Linked DNA regions of Mus musculus: region 2 is linked to region 1. The links are chromatin loops, found by intact Hi-C in ENCODE. Cell type or tissue: left cerebral cortex. All regions are shown on one strand. Links, peaks and the distances in the headings refer to the core of each region. The heading gives the core; the rest is flanking DNA. Region 1 overlaps E330034G19Rik (RIKEN cDNA E330034G19 gene). Region 2 holds the start of Gm41109 (a long non-coding RNA gene).

What was found. Hi-C counts contacts between places; a loop is a spot of excess contacts. Peaks named below come from ENCODE experiments on the same cell type or tissue, not always from the same donor. Only the 100,000 strongest peaks of a DNase experiment are listed, where the experiment ranks them.
Region 2: it touches region 1 in a loop (2.7-fold over the local background); 2 of 42 quality-filtered maps call a loop at or near these places.

Annotation. Positions count from the first base shown.
Region 1 is chr14:24,308,428-24,313,803 of GRCm38, forward strand. E330034G19Rik (RIKEN cDNA E330034G19 gene) reads left to right here. Exons shown (of 7, transcript NM_001379547.1): 7 at 1,007-1,533. The coding sequence ends at 1,151. Among named protein-coding and RNA genes, the nearest start is that of E330034G19Rik, 18 kb to the left of the region's middle. In left cerebral cortex, for the core only: a CTCF peak has its summit at 2,873 (motif pointing right); a DNase peak (open chromatin) is centred at 2,884.
Region 2 is chr14:24,426,563-24,431,938 of GRCm38, forward strand. It overlaps Gm41109 (a long non-coding RNA gene), which reads right to left and starts at 3,292. Exons shown (of 3, transcript XR_874408.1): 1 at 1-3,292. In left cerebral cortex, for the core only: no CTCF peak of the experiment used is centred there; a DNase peak (open chromatin) is centred at 2,076.

The DNA of each region.
Region 1 (5,376 bases), core at 104-5,103:
GAAAAGCATAACTCGATGTGTTTTGGTGTTCTAGGCAGTAAGAACTTCTGTCCAGGATACCAGATGATTAATAGTCTCTGTGTGCAGGCCATTGTGACGGCCTTCTGTGATCTCTAGGATGTTCTGAGCAGGCTGTTCTTGAACTCACATAGATCTGCACGCTTCACCTCCCCAAGTCATGAAATCTCAAGTGTACACCTCCATCCCTGGCTGAAATTACATTTTAGTTAGGAACATCTCCTGTAGAGAACAGCTTCCACTCCTTTAACACTGCTTTTTCCAGTGATTAACCATTTCTGTGATAAGATTTCTCTGGATACAATAGGTCAAGCAGTTTCTAGGATGAACCCACGCGATGCCTCTGCTGTTGGGTTGTTCAGATCTTTCACGGACGTGTCCTACCACAGACTCCCATATAGAGCCAGGATGCAGTTTCCCAGCTCTTGTTCTGAGGAATGTCAGCTTTGGTTCAGGAGCCTGTGCTGGGCCGTAGTTCTCAGAGACACCACTGGAGAAATAAACACTGCTCCTGCCTCACAGGCTCAAGCATGCATGTTGCTTGGGTGCCTGGTACCTTCTGAGTGCTTGACTGAGCTATCGTCATGACCTTGCTCAGGTGCCAAGGCTGCAAGACTATAGTATGTCCTTCTGTATAATGCTGCGATCCATCACTAACTCACCATAAATAACTTGTATTATCACGAATATGCTGTTGAGGATGGTAGGCTATCTTTACAAAGTGATGCCCCGGAGTGCAAGAGAAAGTCCTTTAGTTTCTAGTAGAACAGAGAACATACAGTACCTCGATCAGATTCTGACCTGTGTGTAAGGCCAAGAATACTCCAAGCTACTGTGTGAGTGTTATTCGTTGGGCTATAAACAATGGCTTCAGGGTAACGATCCATGTTGAGTGACCAGTACAGTTGAGGTGGTGGGAGGTAGCAGCCTGACAGCTATCATGGCAGGTCTCTATCAAGCCAGTGACTTAATTTCCTTCCTCTCCCAGGTTTGATAAATTGCAGCAAGAGATGGAACTGGCCATAGCCCAGGAAGAGAGAGTCCTGCAGAAAGACCTGCTACATCAGGAGCCCCCTGCTGAGCCCCATCCCCAGAAACCACAGGATCCCTTGGGTGGGTTTGCTTTAACATAGTGTATTTCCTCAGTGTGAATAGGCCCTGATTTTATGGAGCCCATGAGCCACCAGCCTTCTTCTGGGTCTGCTTCCCTTTGATTTTCTAACAACTCCCCTTGAGAGAACTGAGGTGACTACCCTGTCACTGTGTCCAAGACCAGAGATAAGCTGTAGGTTTGTGATGCTAAATCTGTAGTGAGAGAATGGTGCTTAGCATAATTTTGTGTTTGGTTTTCTGTTTGGAGTTTTGCTCTTAGATGTTTTGGTTTTCTTATTGATATGCTATTTGTTCTTATTATTTTTCAAAAATTGCTAGCATCATTCACTGTTTATACTGACTTCTGTTTTTAATGCCCATTAAGAGAATGTTTTATGAATAATAAACTTTTGTAACTCTTCACTTTGGAGACTGTCATCTATATTCAAGGGTGCTTTCTCACTCCTGTAACCCTAGAACTTAAAGGCAGAGATGGATCTTTGTAAGTTCCAGGTAGTGTGGGCTACACAGTGAATTCCCAACCAGCCTGGCCACACAGGCAGATGTCATCTTGTATGTGGGTATGCTTTACTTCATGGAGCCACACTTTATGATGTAATCACTGTGGGGAGCTGCACTCACATTTGCCATTACAAGATGGCGCTGACAGCTGTGTTCTAAGTAGTAAATAATCTGCACATGTGCAGGGGCAGTTTTCCTGCCATGTGCTCTGCCTTTCTCATGATGACAACTGGGCTGATGGGCTGCAGCCAATCAGGGAGTGACACGTCCTAGATGGAGGATAATTCTCCTTAAAAGGGTATGGGGTCCTGGCACTCCCTCTCTTCTTCGTCTCTTCGTCTTTTTCTCTGCTCTCTTCCTCTGCTCTCTGCCTCTCTCTCTCTCTCTGCCCCTCTCTCTGCTTCTCTCTCTCTCTCTCTTCCTCTCTGCCTCTCTCTGCCGCGCTCTTCCTCTCTTGCTCCTGAAGATATAAGCAATAAAGCTTTGCCGCAGAAGATTCCGGTTTGTTGCTTCTTTCCTGGCCGGTCGCGAACGCGTGTAAGATAATCACTACCATACTATATCCCTGCTGTCATGTATTTTGCTGCCCATAAAAGATAATACTCTATAACACACATTCATTATTAACCCTGTGGAAGAAATTATTGATAAATACACTCTTATTGCTCTACAGTTTCTCAAGAAATCTGAACATTCAAAGGAGTATAAAAGAAATCAGGAAATACAGAGCTATGAGCCTCAGTTTTTCTTGAAATCAGCATCAGTGATAATGACACAACAGATATAATCCTTCCAAGTCATGTTGTGAAGTAGCTTTTTACAGATGTTGTTGACCTTACCCATACATTTGTGTGTTTTCTTAAAAACAAAACAAAACAAAACAAAAAACCAACAACAACAACAACATTATTTAGGGCTGCAGAGATGGCTCAGTGGTTAAGAGCACTGACTGTTCTTCCAGAGGTCCTGAGTTCATATCCCAGTAACCACATGGTGACTCGCAACCATCTATAGTGGAATTTGACACCCTCTTCTGGTGTGTCTGAAGACCGCTACAGTGTACTTCCATATAATCAATCAATCAATCAATCAATCAGTCAGTCAGTCAGTCAGTCAGTCAATCTTTGCGTTGGGGCAAGCAGGGCTGGAATGAGTGGGGCTGGAGAAAGAAGGGAAAAACATTTTTATTTTTGGTGAATTGGCTGACTTGTCTGTGGTCCCTCTGCATGCAACTCCCTTAGTGGCCAGAAGAGGGAGCCAGATACCCTGTTAGAGATGATGAGCACATGTAGTTTTAGTTGGGTTGGTCACCTCCAACTAACTGAAGAGGTGTCTGGAGATGTGCCCGGACAGGTCCATGGGGTAGATATGCTAGGATTCTTAGACTGCCAGACATTTATGCAGACATCTGATGTTGCCACTGCTTTCTATGAGTTGAGCATCAATTATTTTCAATTTTGGAGCAGATCTCTCAGTTTTCATCTGGGATGAAATGTAGTTTAGGCACATCTGGTGAAGAGATGAGATTATATTCATTGATGATAGGGTAGGATAACGAATCCTTCTTGAAACAAAAGTACCTTCATCTAAGCAGTGTTGGGAGGAAGCTGGAGAGCAGCCATGGTGCACAGAGTCTGCATCAGTGGCCACATGTTTCTGTGGAGAGCAAGACTGGAACACAAGAGGGACAGTGGAAGCTGCCCTTCTGCCATGGTAGGTCTCAGAGTGTGCTGAGGAAGTGTTTTTTCCAGGTGGTTGTTTTATGGTTTATTGACTAGGACCGACTTTCTTTCTTTCTTTCTTCCTTCCTTTCTTTCTTCCTTCCTTTCTTTCTCTCTTTCTTTCTTTCTTTCTTTCTTTCTTTCTTTCTTTCTTTCTTTCTTTCTTTCTTTCTCTCTTCCTTTTATACTTTTTTATTAGGTATTTTCCTCATTTACATTTCCAATGCTATCCCAAAAGTCCCCCATACCCTCCCACCCATTCCCCTACCCACCCACTACCACTTTTTGGCCCTGGCTTTCCCCTGTACTGGGGCATATAAAGTTTGCGTGTCCAATGGGCCTCTCTTTCCAGTGATGGCCAACTAGGCCATCTTTTGATACATATGCAGCTAGAGTCAAGAGCTCTGGGGTACTGGTTAGTTCATAATGTTGTTCCACCTATAGGGTTGCAGATCCCTTGAGCTCCTTGGGTACTTTCTCTAGCTCCTCCATTGGGGGCCCTGTGATCCATCCATTAGCTGACTGTGAGCATCCACTTCTGTGTTTGCTAGGCCCCGGCATAGTCTCACAAGAGACAGCTATATCTAGGTCCTTTCAACAAAATCTTGCTAGTATATGCAATGGTGTAGCGTTTGGAAGCTGATTATGGGATGGGACCCTGGATATGGCAGGCTCTAGATGGTCCATCCTTTTGACACAGCTCCAAACTTTGTAACTCCTTCCATGGGTGTTTTGTTCCCAATTCTAAGAAGGGGCAAAGTGTCCACACTTTGGTCTTCTTTCTTCTTGAGTTTCATGCGTTTAGCAAATTGTATCTTATATCTTGGGTATCCTAAGTTTCTGGGCTAATATCCACTTACCAGTGAGTACATATTGTGTGAGTTCCTTTGTGATTGAGTTACCTCATTCAGGATGATACCCTTCAGGTCCATCCATTTGCCTAGGAATTTCATAAATTCATTTTTTTAATAGCTGAGTAGTACTCCATTATATAAATGTACCACATTTTCTGTATCCATTCCTCTGTTGAGGGGCATCTGGGTTCTTTCCAGCTTCTGGCTATTATAAATAAGGCTGCTATGAACATAGTGGAGCATGTGTCCTTCTTACTGGTTGGACATCTTCTGGATATATGCCCAGGAGAGGTATTGTGGGATCCTCCGGTAGTACTATATCCAGTTTTCTGAGGAACTGCCAGACTAATTTCCAGAGTGGTTGTACAAGCTTGCAATCCCACCAACAATGGAGGAGTGTTCCTCTTTCTCCACATCCACGCCAGCATCTGCTGTCACCTGAATTTTTGATCTTAGCCATTCTGACTGGTGTGAGGTAGAATCTCAGGGTTGTTTTGATTTGCATTTCTCTGATGATTAAGGATGCTGAACATTTTTTCAGGTGCTTCTCAGCCATTTGGTATTCCTCAGGTGAGAATTCTTTGTTTAGTTCTGAGCCCCATTTTTTAATAGGGTTATTTGATTTTCTGTAGCCCACCTTCTTGAGTTCTTTATATATATTGGATATTAGTCCCCTATCTGATTTAGGATAGGTAAAGATCCTTTCCCAATCTTTTGGTGGCCTTTTTGTCTTATTGACGGTGTCTTTTGCTTTGCATAAGCTTTGCAGTTTCATGAGGACCCATTTGTCAATTCTCGATCTTACAGCACAAGCCATTGCTGTTCTATTCAGGAATTTTTCCCCTGTGCCCATATCTTCGAGGGTTTCCCCTACTTTCTCCTCTATAAGTTTCAGTGTCTCTGGTTTTATGTGGAGTCCCTAATCCACTTAGATTTGACCTTAGTACAAGGAGATAGGAATGGATCAATTCGCATTCTTCTACATGAAAACCGCCAGGTGTGCCAGCACCATTTGTTGAAGATGCTGTCTTTTTTCCACTGGATGGTTTTTGCTCCCTTGTCAAAGATCAAGTGACCATAGGTGTGTGGGTTCATTTCTGGGTCTTCAATTTTATTCCATTGGTCTACTTGTCTGTCGCTATACCAGTACCATGCAGTTTTTAACACAA
Region 2 (5,376 bases), core at 57-5,056, 120 kb after region 1:
GTTGACAGACAAGAGAAATTAAATCACTGGTATCTGTGGGCCAAACCCTGTGGCATAGGCTCCTGAGAACAAAATGGGCTAAATTGCCCCTCCAGTCCTCCTGAGTGACTCATACAGCCTGGGCATTCTCCATCTGGACACATAACTTCTGCAGGCTTTGGGCCAGGATAAGATGTCCATAGTCACCATAATGCCCCAGTACATAGAATCCAGAATGTAGATTCCCCAGGATCCTTCAGTCTGCATTCATGGGATTCTATCCTCCTGCAGCCAGCCCCTCCCACAGTTCAAATCTGTTGTATGAGAATCTGAAGAAAAAGCAGAAGCAGATCATGTAAGACTTGCAAAGCTTGGAAAATGAGGAAACTCTTGAAGCAACAGAGAACACCCAGGAGCAGGAGAATGAGACCAGCTTCTGTAGATACATGCCTGTGGGGACTCCGGCAGCTGTGCAATGACCGTTTGTGTCATTCCTTGTTCCTAGACTAGAGAGTGTGCAGCTTATCCCTTTTGCTGTGTAGCCATCAGCCCCAGTCCTTTCGTACTCAGCTTTGCTAAGCGTGAAAGAGACTGTTCCCCTCCCAGCATTGTCCTGCCATCCTCAGGAGCATCAAGAGAAAAGTGATTCACACCATGAAATACGGGACAGGTAGCCTCTAATATTAGGCTGAGTTTTCACAGAGCCTATAATTATGGAAAAAGAAGATAGAATGTCCTCCCCTTGGCTCTCCTGTCCTACCCAGAGGTTATTTACCTCTGACTTTTTTTTTTAATGTTTCCTCATTATCTTGGACAGAGAAGGACAGGTGGACATCCCTCTTTCTTTGGAGGGACATAGATCCCTATTGCTCTTAGGGATATTAGGGGTTACTTATTTCTCCCTGTATAGCCTGTTCTTGGTTTATGGTCTTTTGAGTACAACTGTCATGACTGTATTGGGACCTTTCATAGTTCTTCATGGGTTCCTATCATAGGTAGCCTTAAAGAGACCTTGAAGTAGAGGATGCAAAAGGAGGTTGTGAGGGGCTTATTCTGCAGAGTTTGTTCGCCATACCCTGCACAGATGACTCTTGATGGAGCAGTGTCAGCTGAAGAAGGTTTGTATGTTGAGGCAGGAAAAAATGCAGGGGGATTAGGCCCTGCTACAGCAGCACTTCAGGGACATTAAGGTGATCTGTAGGGACCAAGATGAAGAGACCAGTGACTTCGAGACTCAACAACATCAGGTAGGGTAGGCTGGTGGGTCAGGCTAATGTCTGGCACCATTTGCCATTTTGACTGTCAGCTCACCCACACACCTCTGCTTTTGCCTGTAGCCTTTCTAATGCACACGCCTTACCACCCACCCACCTCACACAATGTAATCGTTCATTCTTCTGTCTAGGCACAAGTATTTGGGGAAGTTAATCTCTTGTGAGAAAGTGAACGTTGGCAAGCATATCCTGCTGCTCTGCTTGAAGCTGCAGTCCAATAAAGGAGACAGGTGATTGACATGTCATACGTGTACATGTCCTCATGAGAGGTGGGGTACTACTAGGCACAGAGCTTTGAGTGAGGTCTCAGTTCTGGGGCTCGTGTGCATGGCAGGGTCACGGGACATCACAGGTGGGAAGCTGCTGGCAAGGAGAATATCCCAGTGCAAATGCCAAATGTGTGCTTCTCATTGTCATGGATTCTGGAGGCAAGTGGCCTTCTTTCTTCCTGCAACCCAATGAGGTCTCTGTCCACTGAGCAGTTCTTGGTTCACAGGGACAGAAGACTGAGTATCACCCCGAGAGCCCTGTTTTCTCTGAGCATTGCTGGGAAGTTCTTCCTTCCTGGATCTTTAAAGTCTGATTGAATGGCCAGGGATGCGGGAAGGACTTTTGACAGCCTAGATGAGAGAGCAGGAGACTTGGGGCTTCAGGGAAAACAGTTCTCTCACCACCTCAACACGGTCTGAACATGCAGAGCATGTTGTGCACTGCATTTTTAGTTTTCAAGGAAAGAGAGCAAAGTTCTGAAACCTCCTCTGAAAGAGCTGGAGTGCTAATTCTAAACTCGCATGCTAGTGTAGCAGCAAAGCCTGCGTGGGGGTGGCGCCCTGAATTATGCCTGTGTGCATTGGCTCCAGGAGACCATTTGGGACTTTTCTTCTTAGTCTCTACTTCTAAACTGTTTTTTTTCCCCCAGAGGTTTGCTGGGAAAGCCTCTGGCTTGCCTGGTTGAACAGCAGGCTCTTGGGGTTCTCTGTACGTGCTTGCTCTTGTATGAAGGCCTGGACAAACCCTTCACTAAGAACACCATCTTGTAATGAACAGCTTATGGAAAGAAGGGCCTCCCCCTTAAGCATTTCTTAATGCTTAAGTACATGCTGCAGAAGAGGGAGATGGCCATCCAGGAAAAGAACTTAGCAGACAAACTGCAGCATCACTTTGAAGTCCTCCATATGAGGAAGGAACCCAGGCTGGGATGAGAGGGGAGAGATGCACTTGGGTCCCCCTGCACCTGGAGTCTCTGTCTTTTATGGGCTTTTGTTCAGCAGCAAGGCTAATATCTGCCAGGAAAGGACCACAAAGTTTTGTGCTGCTCTAGTCAACAAGAACTTGTGTCCAGGAAAAAAATGTTTGCTACTCTTTGTGTCTCAGGCATTTTGACTCCTGTTTTGGCCTCTACTATGTTCTGAGTGGACTGTCCCTGAACTCACAGATATCTGCCTGCTTCTGACTCCCACATGACAGGACCTGAAGGTGTACACCTTCTCTGCTTAGCCAAAATTACATTCCCTGTAAAGAGCAGATTCTACTCCTGTAGTAGTGCTCTCGAGGCCTTTACACATATCTACCCATTCTGTGGATAGTATAGGTTCAGGAGGTCCCAGGACAAACCCAGACAGACAGAAGCCGCTGCTGCAGGGATGCTCAGACCCTTCCCGGGAGTGCTCTGGAACAGACTGATAGAAATGTAACTCTTTGTAAAAAGTTATGTTTTCCTTTATATTCTTATTGCTACTTTGTTAGTGAATTCTTTTTCATCTATCTCCTAACAATATTTCTCTGGCTCAGCTCACCTCCTCCTGCCTCAACTGTCATCAACTGTCTTTTCGGTCTGCTCCCCAAATTCACTCACAGCTATCTCTTAATTTCACCCTTCAAAACCTCATCTCTTCTCTAGCCATACTTTCTTCCTGTAACATCTGTCTTCTCTGACTGTGTTCTTCTGACTCCTGGACCCTACTTCTACCCACTCTGAGGACTCTCCAACTCCTTCATCACTCTCCTACTGCCTCTCTCAGCTTCTGTGGGCTTTTATACCCTCTCCTGCTCCCAGAAGTCCAAAGGCCAACTGTCACTGAAGACCATAGGACAATTTAAAGGGCCAGGCACGTAACATATATCATACTAAAAAGAGAGCCAGGAAGTAGTTTTCCAGAACTAGGTCTAAGGAAAATGAGGCTTCTGTTTGGTGCTAGACCAAGTGAGGGGCCATTGTTCTCAGAAGGCAGCTGGAGAATTGCTGCATCAGCCTGGCAGGCTGTATTTTGCATGTTGCTTGTGAGCAAGGTGCATCCTGAGCAGGAGGACTGAGCTAGCCATGACCTTGTCCAGGTCTGTATTACGTCTATGCTGTGGTCCATCACTAACTCATCATGAATACGGTGCATATCACTCACATGCTATTGACTATATGAGGTTACTTTTACAAAATGATGCTCCTGGATTGTAGGAGAAAGTCCTAGTCCTAGTCTTTTTAGTAGAACAGAGAATATACATCACTTAGCTCAAATTAAACATGCATTTAAGCCTTAGAAAATCTCTAGGGCCAGCTACTGTGTGACTTTTTCTCTGGGCGTAGAAACAGTGATTTGAGGTAAAACTTCAAAATTAACTTTCTAGTACAGTTGAGGGGGTGGGAGGTAGCAGCCTGACAGCTGACATGGCAGGTCCCCACCAGGTCTGTCTTAGCCTCCTTCCTCTCTCCGGTTTGAGAAACTGCAGCATGAACTGGAACTGGCCACAGCCCAGGAAGAGCCTCCTACAGAAAGAAGGAGCTGCTGCATCAGGAGCCCCCTGCTGTGCCTCATCTCCCCCCCCCCCGCCCCCGCCACAATCCTAGAATCCCTTCGTTCCATATTCTTTGTCATATTCCCTTTCTTAGTGTGAATACACCATAATTTTGTGTAGCCAATGATCCATTCAGGATGCTTCTGTGTCTGATTCCCTTTGAAAACAACCTTTGAAAACCTGAATTGAGTGGCCTGCCAGAAAATGTCCAAGATCCGCTATAGGCACTAGGTCTGTGCTGCGAAATCAGCGGTGAGAAAATGCAGAAGGTTTTTGTTTGGGTTTTTTTATTTTTTGTTGTTTTGATATTCACCTGTTATTGGGATATTGTATGTTTGTTATAAGCTATTCCATCTTTATATTGACTGCCATTTTTCATTTTTATTAGATATTTTCTTTATTTACATTTCAAATTTTATCCCCTTTCCTCATTTCCCCTCCCAAAACTTCCCTATCCCATTCCCCTTCCCCTGCTCACTAACACACCCACTCCTGCTTACCTGTCCTGGCATTCCCCTACACTGGGGCATTGAGCCTTTACAGGACTAAGGGCCTCTCCTTTCATTGATGACCAACAAGGCCATCCTCTGCTACATATGCGGCTGAAGTCTTGAGTTCCTCCTTGTATACTCTTTGGTTGGTGGTTTAGTCCCTGGAAGCTCTGGGGATACTGGTTGGTTCATATTGTTGTTCCTCCTATGGGGCTGCAAACCCCTTCAGCTCCTTAGATCCTTTCTCTAGCTCCTCCTTTGAGGACCCCATGCTCAATCCAAAGGATGCCTGTGAGCATCCACCTCTGTATTTGTCAGGCTTATCAGGCTCCTGTCAGCAAGCACTTGTTGGCATCCACAATAGTGTCTGGGCTTGGTAACTGTATATGGGATGGATCCCCAGGTGGGTCAGTCTCTGGATAGTCATTCCTTCAGTCTCTGCTCTGAACTTTGTAACTCTTTCCATGGGTATTTTGTTCCCCTTTCTAAGAAGGACCAAAGTATCCACACTGTGGTCTTCCTTTTCTTGAGCTTCATGTGGTCTGTGAATTGTATCTTGAGTATTCTGAACTTCTGGGCTAAAATCCACTTATCAGTAAGTGCATACCATGTGAGTTCTTTTGTGATTGGGTTACCTCACTCCATCCATTTGCCTAAGAGCTTCATGAATTCATCATTTTAAATAGCTGAGTAGTACTCCATTGTGTAAATGTACCACATTTTCTGTATCCATTCCTCTGTTGAGGGACATCTGGGTTCTTTCCAGCTCCTGGCTATTATAAATAAGGCTGCTATGAACATAGAGGAGCATGTGTCCTTATTACAAGTTGGAACATCTCCTG